2 separate regions of the Homo sapiens genome follow, and region 2 is linked to region 1. A link is a contact called in ENCODE Hi-C data. All regions are on one chromosome and are shown on one strand. Each heading gives the region's core, a stretch centred on a gene start or an enhancer-like site at or near the end of the contact. The rest is flanking DNA. Distances are from core to core; before and after follow the strand shown. Region 1 overlaps CDC14A (cell division cycle 14A). Region 2 has its middle 6.0 kb from the start of VCAM1.

Evidence for each region. A loop is a pair of places that touch in the nucleus more often than their neighbours do. Pooled maps may share reads with other maps.
Region 2: a map of natural killer cell shows a loop between it and region 1 (14-fold over the local background). The contact joins two enhancer-like sites. A Hi-C loop is called at or near these places in 1 of 168 maps with a recorded cell type or tissue (natural killer cell) and 2 of 50 pooled maps.

What each region holds. Positions count from the first base shown.
Region 1 is chr1:100,395,451-100,398,150 of GRCh38, forward strand. The region is part of intron 4 of CDC14A (cell division cycle 14A); the gene reads left to right. Among named protein-coding and RNA genes, the nearest start is that of CDC14A, 44 kb to the left of the region's middle. Within about 2 kb of position 1,346, at least 3 of the 41 ENCODE cell types and tissues checked have a DNase peak (open chromatin) inside an H3K27ac peak, as active enhancers do; they include natural killer cell, where a contact is called at or near this core.
Region 2 is chr1:100,712,382-100,715,081 of GRCh38, forward strand. No RefSeq gene overlaps it. Among named protein-coding and RNA genes, the nearest start is that of VCAM1, 6.0 kb to the right of the region's middle. RefSeq lists an enhancer at 1-1,087. Within about 2 kb of position 1,315, at least 4 of the 41 ENCODE cell types and tissues checked have a DNase peak (open chromatin) inside an H3K27ac peak, as active enhancers do; they include natural killer cell, where a contact is called at or near this core.

The DNA.
Region 1 (2,700 bases), core at 96-2,595:
ATCCCACATTCTACTTATTCGTAAGTTTGGTCAGCTCTACCTCTAAAACATATTGAATCAGAATGTATCTTTCCATCTCTGTTGCTATCACCTAGCCCAAGCCACTGTCATTGTTCACCTGGATTATGACCACAGCTTTATATGTTGTCTCCTTTTTATATTCTTGCTTCCCATTAATTTAGTTGCCATACAACTGTCAGAGTAGTCTTTTAAAATTGTAAATTAGATCACGTCATTACCCTGTTTCAAATCTGTTATTGCTCACTGATCTTGGCATAAAATTTATCCTTACCAATGCCATTAAGATCCTTTCTGATCTGACCCTCTCTACCTCTGTGGTCTCCTTGCTCAAGTTGCTCCCCTCATGCTGGACTTCTAACTGAAATTCCATGCTTGTTCCTACCAAAGAGCCTTGATATTTCTGTTCTATCTGGAATGTTCTTACTTCAGACCTCTGCATGCCTGGCTCTTTCTAATGTTACTTTCTCAGAGAGATTTTCTCTTAATTTCTACCCTGTTACCTCCACCCCTAGTCATCCTTTAGACCTTTGTTGCTTTATTTTCTTTACAGCATGCTACTATTTGAAATTACTTTGTTTATGCATTTACTTGCTTATTATCTCTTTCCCAGACTAGAGGGTAAGGACTTTATCTGTTTTGTTCGTCGCTGTGTGTGGAGGGTGATAAAATATTTAACAAGGGGTTAGGCCGGGTATTCACCCGTTGAGTTGGAAGCTGGGACAGGGTCCTGGAGGCTTCTTGCTTTGCTGAATCTTGGGGAAGTCTAGGGCCTAGGGGGTGGGCGTGGGTCCCAAGGAAGAGACTAGGATGGCCAGTGTGGAGTGGAGTGGTGTGCTGTGGGCTGCAGCTATTTACCAACTGGTATAGAACTATTTCAGTATTTGAACACTATCAATTTAGAGCTGTGCCTGGTATGTAATGGGTGCTCTGTAAGTATCTTTTGAGTGAATGAATAATGGGATGACAAAACATGAAAGAAAGAAGGTAATATATGGGAAACTCCTGAAAATAATGAAGTTGGACGTAAGGTATAAAGTGGTGTCTTCCCCTTTACCAGAATATTTGTAGTCATGACTGAGCCAACTTTGGTTTTTAAAGATACAGAATCAAAGTAAAGAGCATAGACCAAGGGTAGTAACAAGTATACAAAATTACATCACTACCTAGCCTTTTTTTAAAAAATAAACTTGTATTTTCCCAATTTTTTTGTGGTAAAATATACGTAACATGAAACTTGCTGTCTTAACCATTTTAAAATGTACAGCTCAGTGGCATTAACTACTTTTCAACTGTTGTGCCACAAACACCATGGCTTACTTTTGAGTGTGCCATCTTGTGGCACTTTTGGTTTCTCTGTTAGATAATGACTTCAAGTATTTCACAGCTTTTGTGTTTCTATTTCCTTATATCTAAGTGGGGGGAGACTTTTTATGCTTTCTCTCATAGAGCTGTCATAAGGATCAAAAAGGAGATAAAATATAGACCAAGCTTGTTTAACCTGCGGCTGGCTTTGAATGTGGCCTAACACAAATTCATAAACGTTCTTAAAACATTATGAGATTTTTTTTTTTTTTAAAGCTCATCAGCTATCCTTAGTGTTAGTGTATTTTATGTGTGGCCCAAGACAATTCTTCTTCTTCCAATGTGGCCCAGGGAAGCTAAATGATTAGACACCCTGATATAGACCATCATGTTCAGTGATCTTAAAGCCAGGGTTGCTGGAATGATGTGGGCACTGGAGACCACAGTGACACTTAGCAGATGCTAGGCACCCATTTTAGGGATGCCTCTACTAGTAGAGCATCTCTTCACCCCCTGCATTGTGACATTGTGCTCCTTGAGATGGAAGGCTCAGATTTAAGAAGAGACCAGCTTTGTCAGAAAGGTGTTTCCCTTCCAGGGCAACACTCAGTGCAGTTTTGAAGTTAGGATGTTTAGATCATTGTAGCATCTAAAACACTCTGATATGAGTTTGAAAAAGATGGCTTTTTAAAATTATGAGTATGAATTAATTAGGTTCTTGCCATGTGCTTAAAGACCAAGTCTTCACTAGTACCTGTGTTACTATATTGTTTTCAGTTTTGCAGGCCTAGGTCAAGGAGAATTTGGATCAGGTCACCGTGACTGAAGAATTGGAAAATAATATGTATGAGAAGATGTTAAAATAAGTGTGACTGTATAGCTTAGAAAATTAAGTTCAGAGTTAAAGAAATACAGTTTTTTTTTCTGTTATGTGGAGGATGCTTAAACAGAGGTGGTAGCCACATTATATACTTTCCTTACCCACTTGTTAAGTCTTTGCATTGCTAAATTAGAGGTCTACATTGTGGATTAACTGAGACTAGCCTGAACCAGATGTCATGTCTGAATTGGGAATAACAAGCCTGAGGTTTTTAGACTGTCTAACCATGTCTGTGTTGGCTATTTATTTTGTAGACTACACTTAAGACCTAAGTAGTTATACTCTACTGCTAAGTCTGTGACTAATTGCAAAGAAGCCATTCTCCATTTGGCTTAGTGGTTGTGAGCAATGACTTTAACATAGCCACAGGCTCACTGGGCTTTGAATCCAATTGTTAGTTGTATGCCCTGAGCAAGTTAACTTATCCAAACTCCTGTTTTTTTCATCTTTAAAATAGGCATAATAATACCCTATTTTACTTGCGGTGAGGACTGAAG
Region 2 (2,700 bases), core at 65-2,564, 320 kb after region 1:
TATGGGCATCTGGGTTCTCTAAGTGACAGCATTAATACTTGAAGGGAAGGTGCATCTCTCCCACAAACACTGAGGTGATTTGGCATAGTGCACCAAGTAGAGAAGTGAGAATGAGATGAGCTGGGGTAAAGATCCAATTCTTGCCACTAGCTGCGTGAGCTTGCTCAAGTAACCAAATTTCTTTGGGCCTCTGTTTCCTGATCAACACTGTGAAGATAAGAGCATCCACATTACCTCTCGCATAGGGTTGCTGTGAGGCTCACAGGCCATAATCCTGAGGCACTTTGTAAGAGGTGAAGAGGCTGGGCTTCTGGGTTGGGTGGGGACTTGGAGAACTTTTCTGTCTAGCTAAAGGATTGTAAACACACCAATCAGTGCTCTGTGTCTAGCTAAAGGTTTGTAAACACACCAATCAGCACTCTGTAAAAACGTACCAATCAGCACTCTGTCTAGCTAAAGGTTTGTAAAAGCACCAATCAGCACTCTGTAAAAACGGACCAATCAGCACTCTGTAAAATGGATCAATCAGCAGAATGTCGGCAGGGCCAAATAAGGTAATAAAAGCTGACCACCAGAGCCAGCAGCAGCAACCTGCTTGGGTCTGCTTCCACCTGTGGAAGCTTTGTTGTTTCACTCTTTGCAATAAATCTTGCTACTCACTCTTTGGGTCTGCACTACCTTTAACACTCACTGCGAAGGTCTGCAGCTTCACTCCTGAAGCCAGAATGACCACGAACCCACGAGGAGGAACACACAACTCCGGACGCGCCACCTTTAAGAGCTGTTAACACTCACTGCAAAGGTCTGTGGCTTCACCCCTGAAGTCAGCGAGATGACGTCAGCGAGACCACAAACCCACTGCGAGGAACGAACAACTCTGGACGCACCACCTTTGAGAGCTGTAACACTCACTGCGAAGGTCTGCAGCTTCACTTCTGAAGTCAGCAAGACCACGAACCCACCAGAAAAAAGAAACTCCAGACACACCATCTTTAAGAACTGTAACACTCACCACGAGGGTCTGTGGCTTCATTCTTGAAGTCAGTGAGACCAAGAACCCACCAGAAGGAACCACTTCCGGACACATTTGGACAACTCTTTAGATCAAGGGTGTCCAATCTTTTGGCTTCCCTGGGCCACATTGGAAGAAGAAGAATTGTCTTGAGCCACACATAAAAGACACTAACACTAATGATAGCTGATGAGCTTAAAAAATTGCCAAAACATGTCAAAATGTTTTAAGAAAGTTTACAAATTTATGTTGGGCCACATTCCAAGCTGTTCTGGGCCACAGATTGGACAAGCTTGCTTTAGATAAAGAGTTACACAAATGTGAGGCTGGGCACAGTGTCTCATGCCTGTAATCCCAGTGCTTTGAGAGGCTGATGTGGGAGGATCTCTTGGGGTGGGAGTTTGAGACCAGTCTGGGTAACATGGTAAGACTCTGTCTTTACACGCATATATAAAAATTAGCTGGGCATGGTGGCCTGCGCCTGTAGTCCTAAAGCTGCAGTGAGTCATGATCGTGCCACCACATTCCAGCCTGGGTGAAAGGGCAAGACTTTGTCTCAAAACAAAAGGCAAGCAAACAAAAAACAACAGAGAGTTTCACAAATGTGAAGTGTTATTAGTAACTGAAAGAAGTGTACTGAGTTATTGCCTCAAAAACATGTTTATTTATTTCATATAAATTCATAGGCACTTGGGGTGGACAGAGCATCAGATCAGGTAATATGTAAAAATGAGTAAGACTTCTCTACTTAAAGAGGTTAAATATGTCGAGAAAATAAAGCCCCATCTGGACATAGTAAGTAATAAAACAAATACAAGGCAAAATGCTTTTTAAGAAGGCCAGAGACAGATTTGCAAAGAGGGAAGTTCATCCCAAACAGGAGAACTGGAATATACAAAGGATCCTCTGTCCACCTGAAATGCCAAATTTAAACACATGGGATAGTAAAAGCATAAATAATCAAATTCTGAATTCCATTAAGTAAATTTAGAAGAGGGAAGGGAGTAATAATTTTCATATTGGCAGTCTTCTTCCTATTATTATTTTATGTAATCATTTAGTGTGATATTAAAATTCAGTAAATCTCTCACATCTTGTGTGTACGTTTTATTAAATAGAAGTTTTACTCTTAATAAGAAATAATCTTTTTTTTCAAAATTACAAAAGGTCACAATAAATTTATGGTTAAGCAAGATTCCTACCAGATAATGATCTTTCCTGTAGTTTACTTTCCAGAAAAATCTCACACTTCTATCAGCTTACTCAAATATATTTTATTTCCTGATTGCAGATAAATAAATGGCACCTATTCTGGTGACTCGGAATAGGTGCCATTTATTTATCTGCAATCAGGAAATAAAGTGACACTTCTGAGTCACAAAGTTCAACTCTTCTGAGTTGAACTATGTGAAAGTTCTTTACTAATACCACACAGATCTTTTCCATTCTGATATAGGAACTGTGTGCATGTCCTCATCTGTATATTTCAGTGCTAGAAAGGTGTCAGCATAGCAGTCTCTCAATAAACATTCTATGAATTGAACTGAATTAGGAAATTGTGACAGATGCTGCTAATTGCCTGCCTACTCATCATCCACTCTTCCTTTTTTCTTATAAACAGAATCCTAATTTATTTGGAGGCCACCATGTATTCAGCTAAAATATTGAATCTCCTACTTTTTCAGTGA